Linked DNA regions of Mus musculus: all the other regions are linked to region 2. A link is a loop called in an ENCODE intact Hi-C map of the cell type or tissue named here. Cell type or tissue: heart. All regions are shown on one strand. Links, peaks and the distances in the headings refer to the core of each region. The heading gives the core; the rest is flanking DNA.

Region 1 (6,131 bases), core at 1,107-5,106, 350 kb before region 2:
TCTAGGAATGAGCAGAGCAGACTGGTGTTTCTGACGGTTCTGCTCAGCACTTCTGTCCGTAGTGTTTCAATCCATCGCAAAGGGCTACAGACAGGTGCTTAAACAATGGAAACCGATTTTCTCACAGTGCTCAAAGTGAAAACGTAAGGTCTTGGCAGGATGCACTTCTATCGCCGTCTCTCCCTGGCCTGTAGACGGCATCTTTCCTTGCGACTTCCCAGGGTCTTCTATCTGTGTGTCATGTCCTAACGTCTCCTCACAAGCCCAGCAGACAGGCCGAGGGTGGGGCCCACCCAGGTGGCCTTGTTTGGCCTGACCTCTTAGAAGGCCCCATCTCCAAATGCTGTGAAGTAATAATGTCTCAAGTGGCTGAAGGGTGTTCACAGGAACTTGAGGTTGATGAACCTCTGCTTACAAGAGGCCAGGAGCTACTATTTCCTGGTTTTCAGAAAAGGAAACAGGGGGACAGAAAGATCGGTAACTTATCCCGATATATAGCTAACAATAGAAACAGCGCTGAGCAGAACTAGCCGGATACTATAGCCTGAGCACAGAGCTCCTGCCTGCACACACCCACACCCACAGAGGTAGGGCTGTAGCCATTCATGATTCTCTAGTGCAGCAATCAAGACTTAGGCGACACCTCTTGGCCAAGGTCACTTAACTTGACAGATGGCAGAACAGGAGTTCCAGCCTAGACATCCTGTCTCCAAGTCCAGTCCCACGAGGCCCCCTTAACAGGCTCCTTTGACAGCAGATGGGGTTAGCAAATGGTTCTAGGGAAGTGGGGGAGAGTTTGGGGATAGTGTAATTGATCCTCTACCCCGTGGTGTCCTTACAAGGGATTTTGTGAGACAATGGCTTCCTCGCACCATTGACATAAGTTTTTCAGGAACTGCGATGAAGCTAGAACATATCCAGGCAATGCTGATGGAGAGGATGTGAGTCCAACCTCTTTGAGATTCCCACTCCCTTGTAGGTTTGCCCACTTCTAGGTCCTGTCCCAAACAACACAACCCTTCTTAATACTAATAGCACTCATTAGGGATGAATCTACCCCCCATTTCAAGTACCTTTTTGTACAGCCTTCTTTAACCTTCTCAACAGCTCAGAGAGTCAAGGGTAGCATTGTGACTTCTCTGTTTACATACCAAGAAAGACCCTGGGGCAGCTCCTTCCCCAGGGTCACTTAGGCTGTAGTTGAGGGAGCCTGCACAGCCTAAACTCTAGCCCTCTTCATGGATAACTGACAGAGAACTGATGGATCACCGCCCCCCACCCCCCGACTTTCTTAATGTATTGCTTGGTTTTCCAGGAAAAGCTAAGCACACCTGCTCTATGACACATTTTCCCTTAAAACCTTTAATCAGGAAGGGCAGGGAAGACCCCAGGGAGACATCAGGGACCCTCTGTGGGGACGGGGTCCAAGATGCTCTGGGGCAGAGGAAATAATTCAATCTTGAAAAGTCAAGGGACACTTGGTAAGTGGAGTGACAGCTCCCTGGCTCTTCAGGGCTGGCTAGGGATTCACCAGGCAGACAGACAGATGTTGGCACAAAGGATAGCAGTGGCTGATATGTATGGAGCTGGGAACCACATAGAAAGGGGGTCAGCCCAGAGTCAAAGCTGATGATGGGGTACCATGCTGAGAGAGCAGCTTTATTTTTGTGACTATGACATTTTAAAGTCCCAAGGATTCTTGAAATGATGTGGTCTTTAAACTCCACGAAGGATTTTACTGACACTGCAGTCCCCTTAGTAGCCCAGGAGCCTCACAAGCCTCGTCTCCCATCCCAGGCCTCCCTTCTGGCCTCACCTCCCAGCCTCTGGTCTTCATGGCAGGCCCTCCCTTCCTGTTCTTCTGAGAAAAGCCAAGCACCTGACTTAGGCTTTGACCTTGTCACTCCGCATACCTAGCTTCTCTTCTTACCCTTTAGCACAATTCCATCTCATGAGCTAGCTATGGTCATCAGAACTTTAGTACCGCTCTCGAGAAAGGTTTATTAAATGAATGAATGAAGTCCATTTTAAAAAAAATTCCAATTCGTTGAACGTGAGTGTACGGAGAGCTGTAAGCCATCATTGCACTGAATAATTAACTGGGACACACAGTTGCCTTTCGGCATCCCTGATCACTCTGTTATGCCTGAATTGCCTGCAGGTCACCAACAGAACCTCTAGTAAGGGTCTGGGCTGCAGTCAAGGTGAGGCAGCTTAGCAATTTGGCTCTTGTGCTCAAGGCTCCATCTAACAACCGTGCTCCTACAAACACGTCTCAGCACCAGAAAAGAAGCCGTGAAATTGCCTGAATTGAGAAGCTGACAGGAGAGCAAAAGGGCCCTGTCAAAACCCAACTTAGCTAAAAGACAAAAAGGCAATTCTGTCTAGCTACAGCAGCATGTTCCTAAGACTGGGAGAGGGGAGAAGGATGGCTTCCCTCCCTCCTCGTCCCCTCCCCTTCCCCTTACCTCCTCCCTTTCTTCTACGCTTCCCCCAAGCCTTCTTTGGCCCTCACTGTCTTCCTACATCCTTAATTGAAGGGTGAGTGAAATCACTTGTCTTCAGGAAAAGATATTCCTGACAAATTAGTGGTGGTCAAAATAGCAATAATGTCTCCCAAAAGCGCAAGCACCCTCTCTCTCTCTCTCTCTCTCTCTCTCTCTCTCTCTCTCTCTCTCTCTCTCTGGAAGTGGAGAGTCAGGATCAGCTCTTTTGATATTTGTGAATTCTCTCCCCTATCTCTTCAAGGCACTGGCCTCTTGTCTTTGTTCCCTGGCTCATTCAGCACAACAACAGCAACGTCTCCGGCAGAAAGTTCCTGCATTCTGCAATTTTATTCAGGACTTGGGTTTACGTCTCACGGTGTTAGTCCCTCAGGGTCAATGATACCATTAGCTGATTATGAAGAAGCCAAGATCCTCTTTATTGGGTGCAGCTCTACATGGCTTTGTTTTGTTTCCAGATTGGGTCTGATTGTGGGGTGGCTTAACAAACACAGGGGTGGAGCAGCTTAAGTCATTCATGGCCAGGATCCTGATGAAGAAATTAGGGCTTACTGAAGACAAAAACACCCAGCCTCTTCTCTATTACGAGGAGAAAAGAAAGCATGGCTCTAAATTTTAAATGCCAACCAACAACTGGTTTTGAAATTGTTATTTAGCTGCAGTGATGGTGGAGACCCTGGGAAGCAGATGTCTCACAGTTCATGAGAGAGATTTTTCAACCCTTAGGAAAGACTCAGGTAGCCCTGAGAAATTCTGAGGATGAAATTTGCACGCTGAATTTCCTAAAATTCGGTGTGTGCGGGTGGTGGATTTTAAATAGCTGGAGTGTTCAATTTGTAGAGCCCCTTGGGGGTTAGGTAATTGCCTGGCAGCTTGTGTGAGTTCTGCTGGCAATGGGCTCAGGAGATTTACTCCTTGAAGAATGCGAGGAGAAGTGATTTCCCAATATTTGCAAATTGGCAAGCTGTGACGTTTCTGAAAAAGCAGATGGAGTTTAGGGAGAGCCCAGAGCAGTGGCCGGAAATCCCTGCACGGAGGATGCTGTCGGAGTCAATTCTCCATGTGAGCAGTAGATGGCGCTAGCTGCCTTCCCTGGCAGAGCTGCAGCCTCTTTCCCCAGGTTCTTAGATGGCCCTGGAGATTCCATCTAAGAAGAGCCAGAATTGCTTCCCATAGGAAGCATGATTGGGGGAGTGCGAAAAGGGGCTTGTGGTGTGTTCACGACTTAATGACAACACGTAGACTGGTCAAAGGTTAATGCCTTTAAAACAGTGGTGAGCTGTTTTGTACTGTTGTTTCCCAGTTGCTTCTTGTGAGGAAGGGGTGGTCCTAGCACGGAAAGATCTCAGCAGCCAAGAGCACTGTAGAAATGTGATTTTTCAGCTTGGGTAAAGATATGGTTCTTTTTCCTTCCTAATAGCTGGGAGACTCAGAGCAACCAAGGGGCCCTAGGCATGGGGTCTATAGGCACAGGATGGGAAAGTCTGTACGGAAGCTCAGCAGAGCACTGCCCACCCCACCCCTGTGCGCAGTGAATGCTGTGTCAGAAGCCAGGCATCTTCTCCCAGATCTGAGCAGTGTCTCTATACACAAAGGGACATAAAGAATCGCCCCTAGGAAACCTTAAGTTCAGATGACGCTGTGCTGTTATCAATCATTCCTGATCCATCTCAGGACTACAGCTGCTCACACACTCTTTTAAAATGCCTTGAATTATGGGAGGGAAATGATAAAAGTAAGTTGTGTGTGTGTTTGAATAAGAATGTATTGTGTCTACACTATTGATTGGCAAGGGAGAGACTAACAGGTCAGTTTGTGTATGAGTGAGGAAAGCCTAGGCTTTGATTTCAGATAATTCTCCTACCATCAGCAGGAATATTGTCTGTATTTATAATTTATACATATGTTGTTTATTTAGTAAGGATCTAGGAAGAAAACTAGAAACGACTGTAGGTTTTTCTCCCTCCCTCCCTCCCTCCCTCCCTCCCTCCCTTCCTCTTGCTCGCTTCCTTTCTTTCTCTTTCTCTACCTCTCCCTCTCTCTTCTTTCTTCTTTCTTCCTTCCTTCCTTTCTTTTTCTTTCTTTCTTTCTTTCTTTCTTTCTTTCTTTCTTTCTTTCTTTCTCTCTCTCTCTCTCTCTTTCTCTCTCTCTTTCTTTTTTCTTTCTTTCTTTCTCTCTCTTTCTTTCTTCTCTCTCTCTCTCTCTCTCTCTCTCTCTCTCTCTCTCTCTCTCTCTCTCTTCCTTCCTTCCCTTGACAGGGTCTCTATATGTAGATTTGGGTGTCCTGCACATGATCTTGAACTCACAGATCCACCTGCTTCTACCTCCTAAGGTTGTGTGTACCACCACAGCTGGCCACTGCAGGTCTTTCAAATACAGGGCATTTTAATAGAGGGAGTTTGTTATACACAGGAGGGTGAGCTGAGAAGCTAAACGGAAGGAGGTGAAAGCACCCAAAAACATCAAGCATAGGAAACCACAGTTGTCCCTAAGGCAGGGGGACGATAGAAACACTGGTGCCTTAAGATGACCAGGCAAGGTAGTGCTTCTCAACCTTCCTATTGCTGTGCCTCTTTAATACAGTTCTTCATGTTGTAGTGACCCCTAACCATAAAGTTATTTTTATTGCTACTTCATAACTTTATTTTGCTACCGTTATGAATCGATCATAACGTTGAGAACTGCCGAGGTGAGGTTTATGGCTGGTGTAAAGTGAAAACTGCCCACATGATCTAAAGTCATGGCAGGATTTGATAGCTTGGGAGAGGCACAGAGACTGGGGGAGCATCCTGTTGTTCATTTTCTCCTACCCTTCGGTCTTCTACCATACTATCCCATTGCCTAAACCCACCCAGAAGCCAGAGGTAAGAAGACCTTGAGTGGAGTTCCCTGGGATATAGAGATAAGCAGAGGAAAAGCAGGGATGGACGGAATGAACCCACAGCAGACAGGGAGACTAGTGGTATGTTAAAGATCTTGCTGTTATCAAGAAATTTGGATGTGTGGTTGTTTATCTGTGTGTGTGTGTGTGTGTGTGTGCACTCGCATGTGTATACACACATGCACTTATTATAATGTTGAGGTGAAGAATGTGAACCAGCTGTGTAACATGGGCAGGCAACTGGGCTTCTTTGCATCTCTTTCTCTGTACATTTGGATTAATAATGAGTACCTCAAGGATTTGTGAGGGATCAATAAGGTCATCTTTGTCAAGAGCTTGGAGTGATGTCTAGTCCAAGGTAGCCAGAACTCTGGACTGTGTTCTTTAAATCTGTCCAGGCTGTCTTGTGTGTGGGTCTAGTTTGTTTTCTTTTTTTTTAAGATTTAGTTATTTATTTTATGTATATGAGTACACTGTAGCTATACAGATGGTTATGAGCCTTCAAATGGTTGTTGGGAATTGAATTTTAGGATCTCTGCTTGCTCCAGTCAACCCCACTCACTCAGTCCCTGCTCCCTCTGTCCCAAAGATTTATTTATTATTATACATAAATACACTGTAGCTGTACAGATGGTTGTGATCCACCATGTGGTTGCTGGGATTTGAACTCAGGACTTTCGGAAGAAGCAGTCAGTGTTCTTAACCCCTGAGGTATCTCTCCAACCCGTCTAGTCTGTTTTCTAACT
Region 2 (6,131 bases), core at 989-4,988:
GAATAACTTACACTTGGTTAAAATCTAAAATAGTTTGGTTTTTTTAAATTTTTGTTTTTTTTTTGAGACAGGGTTTCTCTGTGTAGCCCTGGCTGTCTTGGAACTCACTCTGTAGACCAGGCTGGCTTCGATCTCAGAAATCTACCTGCCTCTGCCTCCCGAGTGCTGGGATTAAAGGCATGAGTCACCACTGCCCGGCCTGGCTAAAATCCATCATAGTTAACGTCCCAAATATTTAGCTGTACACTTGTATACATTGTATAACCCTCCCCCTGTTTTCTTTGTTTACACCTTTGGTTTTATTTATTTTCTTTTCTGGAAAACTTTAGGATTATTGTTTAAGATTCTTTTTCGTTTGTTGTCACACAGTAATATACATCATATGCGCTTCTGTGCACCCCGCTCCCAACACACATGACCAGGTTGACCAGGTAGTTACTGGGGTGTGACAATACCTCCCAGTGATGAAACCTCATTGCTCTTCTTTCGGGGATTCCCACCCGTCGGACCCCTCCCCCACCCTCCATCCCAGGTCCGCTCTTTAATTTTCTCCTCTTCATCATAGTCATCCTTTCCCTTTTTGTTCCATGTTCGACGATTTTCCTTTAACCGTTTTTGGACACCACCCCCTTCCGTTTTTCACCTGTCTCTTCTATTTATATGGGCTTGATTTATTGAAGCCCACCTGGGTTTACTAACTGGCGGGGATGGGGAACTGGGGACCCTGCTTCAGGTGTCCACTGGAACAAACAGGAGCCTTGCGTTTGCTCGCTCAGGGAGGCACTCCGTGGGAGGAAGGTCTAGGATTGTGGCCCTGAGTGGTCAGAAACTGAGTGTTTGCTCAGCTCCAGACAGGCCAGTGGGAGGTGTCAGGGAGAAGAGTGGAGCAGTGCCTGGATAAGGGTTGGCTCAGGTACAGCCCTTCATCTAACCTTTGTTGATAGCCTCACTTCTCCGTGCCTCTTTAAACCTTTAGTTTCACAAGTGACTGGGAAAAGTATAGTTTAAATAAGTCAAAGATTTGAGGGTGACAGAAAACTTTGAGTGGACCCAGTCCTGAGGTAAAGAATTTGGCCCTGCATGCATTTCTTCTAGGCTCCGCCCAGCAGTTACCTACCATCAGCCAGGTGTGAGCCTGGCTTGCAAAAGGACTGTTCGCCTTCCCTGTCTTCTCTTTTCTTCTTCCCCCTCCGCCTTCCTCTTCTTCCTCTCCTCTCTCTCCTCTTCCTCCTCCACTCCGTCTCTCTGCCCTCCCTCCATGTTCCTGCCTGGCTCCCACCCACCCTTTCTCTCTCTCTTTCTGTGCTCTGTCCCCTCGCTTTCTCTGCCTCCACTCAATTCTCACCCCCCTTCTCGTGCCCCAAATAAACTTCATTTTATACTAGACCAGGCGTATGGCTGGTACTGGGGGCGGGATCCTCAGCATGCCCCCCCCCCCCCCCCCCGATAAGATGCCACCTCATTACAAAACACCAGAAGGATCGAGAAATGAACAGGTCTCTCTCTCTCTCTCTCTCTCTCTCTCTCTCTCTCTCTCTCTCTCTCTCTTATATTTAAAACCTTACATTCCATTAATTTTTTTCCACCTTAACAAAATAACGAAATCATTTTTTTTTTTCGTTACCCATCCCTCCCCCTCCCCCCGAGTCAGGGTTCTCTGTGTAGCCCTGGCTATCCTGGAACTAACTGTAGAACAGGCTGGCCTCGAACTCAGAAATCTGCCTGCCTCTGCCTCCCAAGTGCTGGGATTAAAGGCGATCGCCACCACTGCCCGTCAAAATCTTTTTCCTCAGTGATCTTGGTTGGGAAGTAAGGTTCCGCGATTGACTGAAGAATGATGCCCCAGTCTTAAATAGTATGTAAATGCAAAGAGTGTTTTTAATCTGCAGAAGTCCAGCATGCTGGGGTCTCCCATTACCAAGATAAAGAGGCATCCTCACCCCCCAAGTGAGCTTGCAGGCCCAGTTTATAGCACATTAGGGGAATTCTGTGGAAGGCAGGCTTTGTCTACTTTATCTCTAGGCATTCCGAAACCATTACCAGGGCGTGGTGACTGCAAGCTGTTTCTGAGGAATCCCGGGGTTGGTGGGCTTTGTCTTACTTCAACTCTAAGGACATTCCATTCCCCTGGTGTGGAGGCTGGAAACTGCTGGCCCTTTGTCCTTGCTGAAGGTCAGGTGATGGGGCAGTTTCTGATTAGCAGTCTGGAGCCAGGGTTTTTAGGGCTGGAATCAGCCTAGCTTTCTCAGAGGTTTGATCGACAAGAAACAGGGCTCACCTGGAGCAGCAGAGCACTGTCCCGAGGATTAGGCTTGCTGGGGGCTCCAGATGCTGTCCCCCTCAAGCCCCTGAGCAGCACCTGGAACCAGGAGCATGTCCTTCTAATTTGAATAAGGGAAAGAGATGTCTTAGTACCTTCTGGCTGGCCAGCTAGTCCCAGGAAGCCCTCTTGTCTCTGCCTCCCCAGTACTAAGATTGTAGCCATGTGCCCAAGACTACATATTTGCTTGTTCATTCATTCATGTATTCATTTATTCATTTTTCTTTTTGTGTGAGTGGTGGGATTGAGTCAGGTCCTCGTGGTTGTGTGGTTAACACTTTATTAGCTAATCCACCTCCCCCAACCCTAGCGTCTTTTCATCCTATCATCGGAGAGAACCACTGCCTCATGAGGCTGGAGGCTCCCCAAGACCTCTGACAATTCCTAATTTCTGCTTGCAACCCAACCTCACCTTGCCAGGGCAAGTTGCCCTCTAGGTTTACGCTCATTCCAAAGTTCTGCTGTGTTGGGATGGAAACCTGGATCCCAAGGAGAGTCATCAAATCCCCGTACAGGGCTGGACTCGAGCACAGCTTCTGAAGTGACACCAGTTTACAGGGTGATGGAGTCCAGGCGGGGTCTTCTTGCTCTGTGTGGACTCTCATGTGACTCTCTGCTGCCTCCCTGTGGTCAGTAGTGGGGAAGGTCGTCCATGTGCTGTGCTAACCCAGTTTCAGAACTGGAGTGTCACAAACCATCACAGATCCTACTTTTGAGTGTGAAATGGACAGGTTAGGCACAGAGAACAGATGTTTGGACCCACCTGCCTTATAATGATAGTTATACTGGATATATATCTATATATCAATATCTATATGCATATATATATGTATGTATATATATATATATATATATATATATATATGTATATATATATATATGTATATGTCTTACCTGAAGACTCACCTGAGGGTTTCTGGGCTTCACTCCCACAGTATCTGAATCAGGAAGGCTGTGTTGGGCTTAAGAAGTGACATTTTATAGACGTTCCAGGTGGTGGTGATGCTGACCCAAGATCCCCCCCCCCCCCCACACACACACACCTCCACCCTTGTCTTGTGTCTCAGGGGACTGGCCCGTGTCACCATCTCTAAAGTCTCTCAGTTGTGCTTTGGCACTCTCCCTCTCACAAGAAAATACCTACAATGTGTGTAAGGGGCTTGCCATTGAAATGGTTCTTTTCCTTTCAAAGGTTCGCACTAGTCAGTGTGAAAAGTGTACCATTGCATCTTCACACATGCATGTCATTGGACTCTGTTCTCATTTATCTCCTTCCATTGCCTGCACATGTTCCCCCAACCTAGTGCTTTTCCCTCCCAGTTAGCGTCCCGGTCTACTTTAGCACCTCTCTAGGCTCTCTCCTCCTGTCTCATGATACATCCTGCCCTGACTAGTTCTTTGTCAGCTTGACAGAGGCTAGAGTTATGGGGAAGAGAACCTCAATTGAGAAAATTCCTCCATTAGATTGTCCATGGACAAGACTGTGAGGGGTTTTCTTTTTTCTGACTGACTGATTGATTGATTGATTTAGACTTGGTTTCTCTGTGTAGCTCTGGCTGTCCTGGAACTCACTCTTTAGACCAGGCTGGCCTCAAAATCAAGAGTTCTGCCTGCCTTTGCCTCCTGAGTTCTAGGATTAAGGGTGTGCACCACCACCATCCAGCATTCTTGCAGTTCTTTGTATATTTGGATACTTGTCCCCTGCCAGGTTGCTTCCCTTCCTGTGAGCTGTCTCTTCATTCTGATGATGTTGTTCTTTGTGGTGCAGATGCTTAAAGTCAACTGGAATGAGCCTGGCTCTCTTCTTGAAAAAGCATGAGCAAGACCCAATCTGTTGGGAGCTATTAAGACAACACAATTGTCCTGATCTCTGAATTGGGCCTCCCTCCCACCCCCCCCCCCCCCCGAGAAGAAAAGGGGGTCAAAAGCAGGCCACCGACACATTGCTCCGAGAACAACCACAGATTGTTCCAGCCCAAAGTCAGCTCCGGATGTTCTGACCACACCCTGATACCACCAAGTTCCTGCTTCCCCATGTAGTCGCCAAAAGAAAAAATTTCCCGCTGCCCCATCTCTCCTGCTGAGAAGTACTTCCTCTTTTTCTGCTGCCCCATTCCTCCTGCTGAGAAGTACTTCCCCTTTTGCTTGTGCATTTAAGCCTTGAGCCTTGCTAATACAGTGACACCTTGATGCTATTCAGAATAGTTCCATGTAGTTCCTCACACTTGGTGTCTGTCTTTTCTCTCCCCCCATTTGGTTCATAGGAGAAGGTCCCCTCAAGACCCTCGAATAACTGGACCTGCTGGACGGGTCACCAATCCTTCACTAGTGTTGCTTCTTGACTCGAGAAAGTTCAAAAAGTAGGGAATTTAAAGGCTGGGGTCAGGGGAAGTAGGATAGGCGTGCCCTCTCTGTTGTGGAAAGACGCAGCTCTCAGGAAGGCTTGCTGAGTCATGTAATTAATACATGACTCCTAGATTATAGTTTATCTTTCCCTGGATTTCCGACTCCATTGACAGCTAAGGTAAATGTAGCTTGAGAGCTAGAAAACAGACCTCGCTCCTTACCCTGAGGTAATCCACCACTGTGTTTGCTGATTAATAAATTTGTTTACTAGCTAAGACTGCCAGATTTCTTATCAAAGACAGACAGGTTTTCCTTGCTCACGGCTTCACAATAAACGATGCACAAGTTCAGATATAAGCTTCCACAGATGTAATCTGTTACTTCCTTACCTAAACTCAGTGACTAAATGCTTCATATTTCCTCTTCTTGCTATGCCACTGGCCTAACCTAGTTCTTATAAGTTAGCCTAACTCTAATATTCCACTCTATGATCCAACTGTGCGATCACAAGCCCAAACATAAGTTTCCTTTGATTGCCTTTTAACTATAGACTTGAGGTATTTCTCACAATAAACTATATCATCAACTATATTCACAAGGTCAAGGTTTCAAATGTCCTTTGTCTCTCAAATGTAAACTTAAAATTGTTTCTCATTTTGCTAAATTTATATATATATCCAGTTTCTTAGACAGAAGGAAAAAAGCCTTCTTGCTTCTTCTGCTCCATGAAAGGTTTATGTCTTCCCTAAGCTCATCTGAAAGACTGTTCATGCTGTTAACAAATTTATCGCTTTTGTAAATGTATAAGCTCCAGGAAACCCACTCAGATCCACCTCTCATGGACCAAATGGACTCCTCCCAGTTAAGTACACCTTCCTGTTCCAGAGGATGGGATTCCTGTCCTGGGCCCTCGAATCCCCCAACACCCCCAGACCTAAGGGTTTCAAATGTACACCTAAAAAATTTTCTCCCAAACGTACTTAACTTTATTCTCTACCTATAATGTGTGTGTGTGTGTGTGTGTGTGTGTGTGTTTCAGCATCTTGTCAAGTCCAGACGTTTGCTACATCCAGGATAGCTCCAGAGAAGCAACCCACAGATGCTCCAATCTTTTGCATAGACACAGACGCTTCGACAGGACCTGCTCCTTCCTGTCTGTCCACAGACCACAGATAGTTCTATAGGCCCTGGACAGCAAGAAAAAGGTCCCGAGACTCTCCTGAGACTGGACCCACATCCCCATACCCATTTTCCTAGGTTTCCCAGAGACATGTCATCCCAGAGTCATCGGGAAGTAACTAATGATCATGATGACCCTATTCCTGCCCCACCATCACCTCTTTCTAATTTTGACATTTTTAATTAAACCACAGTTACCTGGCAAAAGTCAGGTGTGCCTGACTCACAATAAAAGGGGCTGCTTGGCCCCTCCTCGCTCTCTTGTCTTCTTGGTCCGTCCTCTTGC
Region 3 (6,131 bases), core at 881-4,880, 320 kb before region 2:
TGTAGCCCTGGCTGTCCTGGAACTCACTCTGTAGACCAGGCTGGCCTTGAACTCAGAAATCCACCTGCCTCTGCTTCCTAAGTGCAGGGATTAAAGGCATGTGCCACCTCCTGAATCTTAGTGGGCCTCCCATTAGAACTTTTGGAGTCCTCAGAGCACCGTCCCCACACACCCCAAGATGGAAAGTTTCCATTCAAAAGAAAATGCCACACAACAGAAGGAAAGACCCAGACCCTAGTCTGTCAAGGCTAACTCTAAACTCTGAGAAGAGAATTTAACTGTTTCACTTTAAGCCACCATTAATTAGGGTTTGTGTGACAGTGCAGCTGCCTCTGGTCCTGACTGAGAGATCACCTGGCCAGAAGGTGAACTAAAGGGCCCATTGGTTTTATCTTTAGAACATCAGAGAGCAGTGCTGATCCTCGAGGAGACTGTCAGTCGAATTTTAAGAATAAGAGCAGGCTGGGGATATAGACTGCTTGGGTAAAGTACCTGCTGACAGGGAGAGTAAGAAGTAAGGAGGGTATGGTGACACAGCAGTTGTAATCCCTGCACAGGAGGAGGTGGAGACAGGATCATCAGACCGCAAGGTCACTCAGCCACTTAGCAAGTTGGAGACCAGCCCAGAATACCTGAGATCTGTCTCTAAAAGAACAAAGCATCCCCATGCCAAGCCAAAACAACCGCCCTCACACAAATCACACAAACAGATACCCCAAACAATCAAAGGAGAAGGTCTTAAAAGGAAACACCAGTGGAGGTCGCTTCTCCGACAACTGAAGAAAAGGAGTAGTCTGTAGGCTGGAAAACTACTTAAAGAGCAAGGGCTAAGCATAGTAAAGAGAGGCCAGATCCTGACAGGGAGCAGTAGAGCAGGGCAGGCCTGGCAGCAGGACCTGGGGCCCCACTTGGCTTTGGTGTCTACACAGGTTGAGCAAACTTGACTTCTTTTTTACTTTTCTGTTTCTCTAGGACTGATTGGTTACTTTGTTCTCTATCTCTGTGTCTCCATCTCCGTCTCCCTCCCCCCCCTCCCCCCCCCCCCCCCCCCGTGTGTGTGTGTGTGTGTGTGTGTGTGTGTGTGTGTGTGTGTGTGTGTGTGTGAGAGAGAGAGAGAGAGTTTAAGTGCCATTATACTTCTACTTACATGGGTTCTAAGGACCAGAGTTTAAGCAATAGTCTGATGTCTGCTAGAGAAGCCCAAAATGGGCTGAGTGGTGGAAATGGCTCACAACAGCGTAGCAAGCTGGACACAGCCAATAGTGGTCCAAAAGCGTGAAGGGATATTTTCAGAAATAAACCATTATAAATTTTTTTGTTTCTTTGTTTTTTGTTTGTTCGTTTTTTTTTTTTTGTTGTTTTTTTGGGGGGGTTTGGTTGGGTTTTTTTTTGTTTGTTTGTTTTGTTTTTTTGTTTTTTGTTTTTTGATTTTTGGCTTTTGGTTTTTCTGTATAGCCCTGGCTGTCCTGGAATTCACTTTGTAGACCAGGCTGGCCTTGAACTCAGAAATCCACCTGCCTCTGCCTCCCGAGTGCTAGAATTAAAGGCATGCGCCACCACGCCCGGCTTCCATTATAAGTTTTAAGTTGCTTGCCGTTCGAGTAGTTCTGGGTAGTACATTTAGAATCTCACAGCATCTGAACCACCTCTCGGGCATGAATTGGCCTGGAGGCAGGGTCTGCCCCTCCTGTTAGCTGACTCCATTTTCAGATTGATAGGCGCATTGTCATAGTGCCAAGGTCCCCGCAACTCTCACTTTCCTTGACCTCATCCTCAGAGAACAAGAGCGGATTGTAGTGGGTTGGGCTGTGCCAAGGAGAAGCCACGCAGGGCTTCTTCTAAGTAGAGAGACGGTAGACATTTTGAGAGAGAGCCCACACTCACAAAATGTTTATTAGGTTATATTATTATAATTGTCTTACTTATTATGAGTTGATTTGTTAATTCTTTCTGGGCATAACAATACTTTATTATTATTAATTTTAGAGTCAGGATTTCCGGTACCTCAGGTGGCCTCAAACTCACTGTGCAGCAGAAGATGACCTTGAACTTCTGACCCTCCCACCTCTAGCTCCTGAGCGATTACAAGCATATGTTGGTACACTGGGTCTTAGGCCATGCTGGAGATGAGCCCAGGGCTAGGTGGAGTTTACCAACTGAGCTAGCCCCAGCTATCTCAGCCTACTTTATAAGCCAAAGCTTATTCATGCTAGGCAAGAGCACTGTCTGGAAGCAGGTGTACCTTAGGGCCCAGATGATCTGCAAGTGTGCACCGCTCCCCCCCCCCCTTCCCCCCATAATGTTCAAGGTTCAAGGAACTTTTTGCTCTCAGGCAAGGGGTGCCACGGCACCAAGTGGCCAGAGCTGATAGGCTCTGGAGCATCAGTCCCTGCCTTCCTGAGGCCACAGAGGCACCCTGTGTGCCAAACTCCACTCTTGATGGGAGCTGCCGGTTGGGGACAAAAAGACAGATTAAATGAAGACCCAAGGAATATGAACCAAAAGAAGGAAGACAAGTTTAATAGATTCCACTCCTCCCCCCCCCCATCTCCGGCACCCCACTAATATTGATCAAGTCAGCAAGTGCAATATCCTGTCTCTGCTCTTTGCTTTTACTCTCAGGAGATAGAGTCTCACTAAGTTGTTAAGACCATCCTCGACCTCCAAATCCTCCTGTCTAGGCTGGGCTTACAGGCCTGCTCCACAGCCACCAGCCTGGCTGACCTGGGTGATTTTAATGGGAATGATCTCAATGAAAAAGTTTACCCCCATGGTGAGTGCAGACAGAGGCTTTGGAACAGGCTGGGCGGCTCGGGAATGAGGAGCAGCTGCCAGCATCTCCCAGGAGGGGGCAGCAACGCCACATGCAAACAGGACCATGACTTCTCTAGGAGGGAGGGTCCCAGAAGAGGAGGGTGGAGCTGGGGAAGTCCTGTCTGTGGCCTCAGCACCTCTCACTCGACCTGCTAGCATCCTTTCTCACCGGCCAGAGTGTATCCCTCCGGAGGACTGCAGGAATTCAGTTTATTACTGTCCCTATGGTCCCCAAAGCTCCAGGGAAGTTGGCTGGGTTGATAGAGGCACAAAGGATCCATGGGAGTCTTTTGCTTGGTTAATCTGGCCTCTTCTGAGCAGTTAAATGCTGAGCAGGTGGTTAAACCTTGGTTGTTTGAGAACCTCCCCCGCCCCCCCCCCCCAACAAAGGGTCCTTCTCCTCTGGAAGCCACCATGCAGTGGGTTATTTGATTTCAGGATGGGCGTGAACTGAGTTCCGAGGAGAAGGAGGAGGAGAAGGAGGAGGAGGAGGAGGAGGAGGAGGAGGAGGAGGAAGAGGAGGAGGAGGAGGAGGAGAAGGAGAAGAAGAAGAAGAAGAAGAAGAAGAAGAAGAAGAAGAAGAAGAAGAAGAAGAAGAAGAAGAAGAAGAAGAAGAAGAAAAGAGCCACACCTATGTTAAAGAGTCCACTGGGCTGATGAACTGATTAAAATGTAACGATTACGAAGAGTTGGAATGCTGTCGATCCAGGCTCCTCTTTGGTTATCTTTGGTCTGCTTAATAGCCTCTTATCATTCCTATCTTTAGTAACATCCTTCCTGTGATCAGGTAAATCCTGCTGGAATACAGGAACCAGAGCTTAACCTTCACCCACCTCCAAACCAAGAATGCTACCAGACAGTGCCTGAGTCCCTAATCCTGTCCTTAGCTATAAAGTTCTCCAAACTGTCTCCACCTTGGGATGCATTATTCTGGGACAAGGGGAACCTGTGTTCCCAGTCCATGGTCACTCGTATTTGAATCATATAAGAATCAATTATCTTCTTCCCTTTGGAGTGGGAGGAACATTTCGTATAGACAGCTGACTCCATTTTCAGATTGATAGGCGCATTGTCATAGTGCCAAGGTCCTCGCAACTCTCACTTTCCTTGACCTCATCCTCAGAGAACAAGAGCGGATTGTAGTGGGTTGGGCTGTGCCAAGGAGAAGCCACGCAGGGCTTCTTCTAAGTAGAGAGACGGTAGACATTTTGAGAGAGAGCCCACACTCACAAAATGTTTATTAGGTTATATTATTATAATTGTCTTACTTTATTATGAGTTGATTTGTTAATTCTTTCTGGGCATAAACAATACTTTATTATTATTATTATTAATTTTAGTGTAAGGTGTGTGTGTGTGTGTGCCTGTGGTGTTTGTATGGTGTGTGTATGTGTGTGTATGTGTATGGTGTTTGTGTGAGGTGTGTGTGAGGTGTGTGTGTGTGTGTGTGTGTGTGTGTGTGTGTGTGTTGGGTAGGGTAATTTGGCTACAGAGGAAGATGGAATAGAGCACTGAGCTCTAGATGAGCATGAAGCAGTCCTGTGAGGGGATCTTGAACATGTGCTTAGTTGAAGGAAGAACGAGGAGTCTGTTGGTCCACCCCGTGAGCATTTCCTTAGGGCCTACTGGGCACGTTTCTTCCTCCCTGTGAGAGGCCAAAGTCCCTTAGAAGGAGACACTCCATCATTCTGAAGTGGAAAGACTGGGTCGGAGAATGTGTAGGCCGCAGAGGGAGAGGATGAGTGGTGAGGACAGGTCTCACTGGTGTGAGATGAGAAAGGCCTTCCTGAGATGGGAGAGCTAGTGGGGGCATGGCTGCTATTTCTGTGTTGCACGGGTTACAAATCTCTTCTTGGCCTGGAAGCCTTCAAGTCGGGGAGATGTCTCATGAGCCAGCCGTCCTCTCTTGGTGACTCAGCCTCCACTGGGCTCTAAAACTCTTCTGTGTATGTGCACTGGCTTTGCCGGCTGAAAAATCTACCTCTTAAATTGGTTCAAAGGTTGCCTTGTCTTACAACAGCAAGCCTGTGGTGGGCCTAGGATCTATTTTCGGGGAGAAGCCACACGCCAGTGGATTACTTCCAGGCTGACCCCTTCGGCTCCAGGTCTGTGCTGACAGCTTCCTGGGTTCCCCTGGAGCCGTTTGTGAAAGACTTCTAGATACCCATCTGCCTTTAGGGAAGAATGACTGGAGAGCCACGGGGTGGGGGTGGGGGCAAGGGAGAGGCCAACCCATCCCCTGTGCACAGGCTCTCAAATTGGTTGCAGGGAGAATTCCAAGGGAGAGCCTTGGACAATGTTCACCCCTGCCTGCATTTCTAAGGAGGATCATGTGGGGGCTGGCAAGTTGACTCATCCCTGATAGCCCATAGCAAGCCTGAAAATCTGAGTTTGATCCTCAGGACCCACAGAAATTGGAGGGAGAGAACTGACTCTTGCAAGCTGTCCTCCGACCTCCATACCCACCTAATCACAACACACGCACACACAATAGAGAAATCTGAAATTCGGGTTAATCAGAGAGCACCCCCCACAACCCCCAGGGGATGGGAGATGGGATTTTTTTCCAATTCTTCCTCCTCTTTTCACCTGTGTTCTTTGCAAACTGCAGGAGGGCAAAGCCATTGGGAGAGGACACAGAGGTCAGGGGCAGGAAGGGACAGTCACCAAGGAAGTCACAAAGTTTGCCATGTCTGTGTACCTGGAAATCTCAAAGAAAAAGAAAAGGGTAGAGCCGGGTTGCAACTGGCTTAGGAATCTGTATTTTTCTCACTTCTGGAATCTGATGAGGACTGGAAGATGAGTACTGGAAGATGAGGACTGGAAGATGAGGACTGGAAGATGAGGACTGGAAGATGAGGACTGGAAGATGAGGACTGGAAGATGAGGACTGGAAGATGAGGACCGGAAGAGAAAAACCTGTCGTGCTTTCGAAACTGGATTCCTCTTCCTCCACTTGTAGCTAAGAGCTAACTCTCAGCTTTCCTTTGTCTCTTGCTGCTCTGGTGGGCCCCAGCTCTTAGTCCTGTTTGCTCATTTCCCAAAATGTCAGCAGCCTTGTTCCTTTAAAATGGCAGGGCTTGAAGACGGGGTGTCTTCCTGCTGCACCACACAAGGCTCTAGCCTACAGCCTCACGTCCCTCTCTGCACCTTCAGGGGAAACCCCATCCATTCCTCTGTCACAGGTGACCTCCTGTCTCACCACCACCAGCCCTGCCTCATGTGTCCCCGCCTCTCCCCCACCCCCACCCCTGCCCCTGCTCTGTCACCTGCCCTTGCCTGGGGTCACAGCAGTAGCAGCTTGTGTTCGGAAGCCT
Region 4 (6,131 bases), core at 752-4,751, 73 kb before region 2:
ATCTATAGGGAAATTCATCTTTAGGAAAGATTGCTCACTGGTAATTTCCTCATCATTAGTTGTAAAATAGGGAATTATGCTTTCATTGTATTTACCTGCCAGGCACATTGTAACTGTTTTACCGGTGAAATTATAAATTAAAGGTCTAATAAAACAAGATGTGAGTGATTTGTAAATAGTAAAATATAGAGCTATTTTACTTAGTTTCCTTGATATCCATCCCTCCATGCACAAAGCTCACGATATACTTTCTGTTGCATCCTGTGGTTGTGGGTCATGTTTTAAGAATGGAGTAGTGTGTTAGTGCGTTTAGTACTTAGGTCCGCAACCCTTAAGATAGGGCTTTGACATTTTGAGCAGGCATATTTTGTAAATTACCAATCCACCAGGGGTGTTGTCATTGAGTCACCCCCAACTTGGGTTTAATTCTTGCTGCTCATGGATCTGCTTGGACACCCACAATAATAAAGGAATGTTGACTGCCTAGCTGCTACTATCTTTCAGATGCTCTGTTGGCAGTTCTGGGTGCCTCTTAGAGTCTGGCCTTACATCATGATGTTGCTTATGCCTCATTAGGCCTGCTGCTGCTTTGGTGAATGAAATGATAGTCTAATGGTCTGAAAAATGTATTTTTCAAGCATACATAAGAGATCTATGGGGATGGGGGAAGTATAAGTGGCAGTAATTGTTTATCTATGTAAATATTTGTGTAAATTTGTTAGGTTGACGAAATGCACAGAGGTCCACACAGCATCTGTTCAGTCAGATTGGCGAGCTCTCAGGCAGTATTCGGTATAGTTAAACTATTTTAAGCTTACATATAAAAAGAAAAGACAAACCGTTTCTTATGCATTCTAAGTTTCAAGGCATGAAACTGTCTGAATCGGATCTACGTGAGATAGAATACATTAACACTAGAAAAATCACTAATAAGATCCCTATATTCCTATAGTATGTTTTGTTGGCACTAGAGCTAATTTGCATTGTTAACTAGATGATGGTCTAAATTGCTAAAATAGTTTCTCATAAAAGTCTCCTATGAAAGTATTACTTTCTGAACGTGTTAGAGAGTATAATAGAAACAGACTGCATTATGAAGTGTGGAGCTGGTGTTATAGGGCCTTGTAAAATAGCAGATATACTAGCTTCAGGCTGGTTTGCATTAGAAGAAAGGCATTATCCTCCTTTTCTGCAAGCTCATGAAGGTTGTATGCAGGCATATTTATTCAAATCCTATTTTTGGTTCTAGGTGTGAGAATAGTTTCCATGCCAAAAAACCAGTTATTCTGTACCAAGTTCCTAATCCTTAAGCCAGTTGAAGTAAGGAGAAACGTGGAGGTCCCAAGACATGACAAGTAACTAGGGAAATGAAGCAAGGTTCTTCCCTTAATATATTTCATTAACAGGTGTAGGAAAGAGACAGTTCAGATTGAGTACTTCAAGGTAAAGAACCCCACTGTGACAGTCTCCTACAAGTGTCCAGCGTGCTGTGTTGGACATGATTTAGTGGGAAGTATGCAGATAATTACAGTTAAGAGAAATTGTGGTCAAGACTGAGATGCATGTCTATGTATAGTGTTGATAGGGACACTAGTGGCATTGATTGAGAGGTGTTTATATTAAAGATGGGTGGTAATAGGGAGTTTTAATTAAGCCAGAAGTGTAGTTTGGGCTCTTTGGGGAAACTTGTCAAGCCAAGTAAGGGATTCAAAGAGTTGGTGCAGATTTTAGTTGATCCTTGCAAGGCTGGTTGTAAACTGTAAAGACAGTTGGAATTGGTGGTGATGATAAGGAAAACATAAGGCAAAGCAGCCTTTTCTAAGGCAGTGTAGTTAGTATAGGGAACTGTGGAATCAGTGTGCTGTGTGTCACTAAAGAAGATCATAATGAACATGTTAAGCCTTTATTGTGTTGGTGTGAGTAGTAAATCCAGTAAGGAATAGAAAATACCTTGTTCAGTTTTGAAAGTAGATGTTTAAGAAATAGTTTAATTTTCCCCCTTTTGTAATGTGGGATTTTTCAGTTGAGAAGGAGATATGGAATGTCAAAATGTTAAGAAATATCAAAATATTCACTTATGCTTGTCTCTTGCTGTGACAGTTAACATTGTTCTGCAGGTGTAGATTTGTCTGTCTGTCTAATCTTTCTCTGACCTCCCAAAGGACTGGAGATGTTTTATATGTCTCTAATAACATAGTTCATCTCCCAGATTACCAGCTATATGAATGGCCATGCCTGAAAAAGATTTAATAATATGTAACACTTGCCACTAGGTGGCACTTGGTCTAAGTGATAAAGCCAGAATTCTACAGAGTCAATTTTCTACTTAAATGATACATGTATAAACTTACTCTTGGATTATATTCACCATTCTGCATTTCTGGACTGTACTGTTTGAAATGGAACATGAAACTTATCAAATAAAAAACCCTGAGTTAGTTAAAGTAGAAAATGGAACATAGAAATGGACTATGTTCCATAGATACAGCCTTTTGCAGGAGGCTTTTGTTGTTGTTGTTGTTGTTGGGTAGACTGTGGATTGCTTTAAAGGAGGAGAGTGAGCTAGCGTGTTTCTTGGAGAATTTGTTGGAAGGTGAAGAAGTGTGGTCTGCCCGAACATTGGGGTATGATTTTTTTTTTGACCCACCTCCTTACCCCAGTTCTGTATTCTCATCACTGTTTTAGTCTCTGTGTTGTTCAGCTATATGCCTCATGATGGTAACTGCATCCTGAGTTGTATACATTGTATATAGAACCCATTAGATTGACCCAGGGACTTAAGAACTGGAAAATATCTTACTAATTTCATGTTCCAAAATCCCCATTCATTTTTTTCAGCCACAGGCAGATTAGATAGTTAACTTGTGGTTAGGTTGAGAGGTTCATGACTGAGATCCTTCTCTTTGGGGTGTGTGTGTGTGTGTGTGTGTGTGTGTGTGTGTGTTTGTGTGGCGGGGTGAGGTATGTTTGTGCTTTCAATTTTTTTTTTTTTTTAATTCATGCCATTAGTGATCTTTTACTGTGTCAGGTCCTTTATGCAAGTGAGTTCTTTAGCCTTCAGGCCAAGTGGAGTGACACTGCCCGAACTGCTGTGCAGTTGTCCAGACTTCCGTTGCTGTCATCCTGTTTTTATTTTTGATTTTATTTTTATTTTTATTTTTTTGAAACAAGGTCTCAATGTGATGTCCAAGTTGGCCTTGAATTGATTATTTATCTCAGGCTGTCTCAGATTCGCTGCAGTCCACCTACCTGAGCCTCCCTCTTGCTAGCATTACAGTCCTGTACTACCATATCTTGTGTTTGTACTTGGAGACAGCAAATTACAATGTAGGTTTGGCTGCCTGTGAATTGCTACTGTAGCACAGACTGGTCTCTGACTTAGCCTCCTGCCTTAGTTTTTTCCCAAAAGCAGGTTTATAGTCATGAATCCCACATCCAACTGGAGGTCTTTCAGTCTTGATACTACTTAGGGTGCATTTTCTATTTCTGACTCTTAGGAGTATGGCCTCCTTACTGCATACCTTCTTACCCACTGAGGACTTAATTCCTCCCACCTCATTCCTCTCCCTAGAAGAAGATAGAAGGGCAGAGGGTGAAAGAGAGACTTTTGCACATGGAAAAACACTATAACTTTAAATTTTATGCTGAAAAGCTTACTGACTTATAAACATGATGGTGAACATGCACCCATTATCTGGTGTATATGCTAAGGCACTACTCTTAACTGTGGAGCTATTAAATCTTTTGTGTCTGTCATCTCTGCTTATGCAAATGTCAAGGAAGTGGATTAAATTCATTCTGGCATTCAAAAATAGTGGTGAGAGGATTTGGTAAATCACTTAACAATCTAATAATGACTGCCTTTTGACTAAATGGATTGCTGGTTCACTGATGTAGTTTACCGTTTTTGTCCCTTGCAAGGGTTATTTCATGAACATTGGCATCCATTCTTTAACTTGGTCTTCTCTATTATATTCAGTGTACATTTTGCACACAATTTAGTGACATGTCATTTATTTAAACATGTGGTTTCTTAGTTGTAACTCCTGGAAATTGTCAGTGGTAAATTAGGTAATTGTTAAATTACATAAGCACTCACTCTGTAGACCATGTTGGCTTGAACTCAGAGATTCACCTGCATCTGCCTTTTGAGTCTTGGGACTAAAGGTGTGGGCTGAATTTAAACCTAGATTTATCTGTTACTTGTGTCTTGGCTCTTTCCATAGTTACTTTGTGTAGCTGAACCTTTCTTTTTCTTTCAAGCTCCTGGCCTTGTGCCCTTGAGGCAAGCATTCTACAGATTACATACTTCTGTAAGTTTTTCTTTCTTTTTTTTTTTTTTTAAAGATTTATTTATTTATTTATTATATGTAAGTACACTGTAGCTGTCCTCAGACACTCCAGAAGAGGGCGTCAGATCTCGTTACGGATGGTTGTGAGCCACCATGTGGTTGCTGGGATTTGAACTCCTGACCTTCAGAAGAGCAGTCGGGTGCTCTTACCCATTGAGCCATCTCACCAGCCCGTAAGTTTTTCTTAAGGACTAATGTTATGTACGTGCTCTATTCTTTTGCTGATTGGAAAAATTTTACAAAAAATTAAAAATTAATATAAATATATCTTAGAGTGAGCCATTATAGTTTTATAACAAGAAATAACAATATTTGTGAGTGTATTCTTTTTTTAATAGATACAAGTATTAACATTTTATTTTATATTAAAAATGTCAGCAGATAGCCATCAATATTAAAAAGATAGGGGGCAGGCTGGATAGATGGTTCAGTCATTAAGACCACTTGTTATTGCTTTGGACCTGGGCTTGATTTCCAGCATCCATAGGTAGCTCACAAATATCTGTAAATTCAGTTCTGGAGGTCAGTGTTCCTTTTGGCCTTCATTTGCACCAGATACAAGTGACACACTGACATTCTTGTAGGCAAAACATCCAAACAGTGCAGTAAAATAGTAGTAAAAAGATCAGAGAATTGACAGAGTCCTCAATACAGTCCTTAGTTACAGGCGACATCTATCTCTGTCTCATGGAGAGTTGAAGGCCAGAGTATTTTAGCCTCACCCACTTCTGCCTGTTGGGTTGCATTTCCCGACCCTGTACTGTGACTGCCTTGTACTCGTCTTTCCATTTGAGTGCTTTCATGCTGCTTGTAGAGACAAGGAAGTTCTGGGTTTAAGTAAATTTGGTTAGAATTTAAGGAATGACCATAATTCTTTTCTATTTGATTGTTGTGAAAGTAAACCTTTCTGACTGGAGAGATGGCTCAGTAGTTAAGAGGACTACTCTTCCAGAGGTCCCAAGTTCAATTCCCAGTAACCACATGGTGGCTCACAACCATCTGTAACGGGATCCTGTGCCCTCCTCTGGTGTGTCTAAAGACAGTGACGGTGTACCCACAAACATAAAATAAATAATTAAAAGTAAACCTTTCTAGAAATGCATGTAAAGTTATCTTTGATCACATAGTGTTTATAATCAAAGAGTGCTGAAATAACAGTTTATATTTAAACTTTCTGTGGAAAAAAAAGCTCAAGATGTCAGTGTCAGGCACTCTAGACATGGCTGCTGCTTTAGGTAACGCTTTTCCACTCTGTGTTTTCAGTTTCATTCCCTCCCTCCCTCCAAATCCCGAAATAATTTTCTGCCTACAGACCAATTTCAGGTCTTGTAATTAATTATTAGTGTAGTTATAGGATGGCCTTGCGTAAGAGTGACTGACTTGCTTTGCAACTTAAATTTTCCTTCTTGGGAGACAGAGAAAGCAAGTTCTTGTGAGGACCAAACATTGCAAAGAGCCTGCGACATGAGGCTGGCTCTATGGAATCAGTCGCTCATGTCCACCTTTTCGCCTTTTATTTCAGCTGCAACAGCTGTTGCCCTCCCCTTTCAGCATGGTCTCTTTTATAGTCCCTGCTTATTAGGTGTCAAGATGCAGGGATGCGTGCATGTGTGTGGGCGCGTGCATGTGCACACGTGCGTGTTGATTGCTTTTATTGGCTACAATGTCTTCATATCCTTGACTGACTGCAGCAAATGCTACCACTTGCTTGTACATGAGCTTTCATTTGATATTTCTCTATTGTCAAAAATGTTGGTTTTCCTTGTCTCCTCTTTGCTT

The links. Peaks named below come from ENCODE experiments on the same cell type or tissue, not always from the same donor. Only the 100,000 strongest peaks of a DNase experiment are listed, where the experiment ranks them.
Region 1: a loop joins it to region 2, with 9 times the contacts of the local background. A loop is called at or near these places in 14 of 42 quality-filtered maps.
Region 3: it touches region 2 in a loop (10-fold over the local background); 20 of 42 quality-filtered maps call a loop at or near these places.
Region 4: it touches region 2 in a loop (5-fold over the local background); 3 of 42 quality-filtered maps call a loop at or near these places.

The regions. Positions count from the first base shown.
Region 1 is chr5:53,322,693-53,328,823 of GRCm38, forward strand. No RefSeq gene overlaps it. Among named protein-coding and RNA genes, the nearest start is that of Gm40303, 59 kb to the left of the region's middle. In heart, for the core only: a CTCF peak has its summit at 3,572 (motif pointing right); a DNase peak (open chromatin) is centred at 3,499; H3K27me3 peaks cover 1,347 bases.
Region 2 is chr5:53,669,621-53,675,751 of GRCm38, forward strand. No RefSeq gene overlaps it. Among named protein-coding and RNA genes, the nearest start is that of Cckar, 35 kb to the right of the region's middle. In heart, for the core only: a CTCF peak has its summit at 2,941 (motif pointing left); a DNase peak (open chromatin) is centred at 2,901; H3K27ac peaks cover 464 bases.
Region 3 is chr5:53,352,389-53,358,519 of GRCm38, forward strand. No RefSeq gene overlaps it. Among named protein-coding and RNA genes, the nearest start is that of Gm40303, 88 kb to the left of the region's middle. In heart, for the core only: no CTCF peak of the experiment used is centred there; a DNase peak (open chromatin) is centred at 2,853.
Region 4 is chr5:53,596,438-53,602,568 of GRCm38, forward strand. The region is part of intron 1 of Rbpj (recombination signal binding protein for immunoglobulin kappa J region); the gene reads left to right. Among named protein-coding and RNA genes, the nearest start is that of Rbpj, 9.0 kb to the left of the region's middle. In heart, for the core only: a CTCF peak has its summit at 2,288 (motif pointing right); no DNase peak of the experiment used is centred there.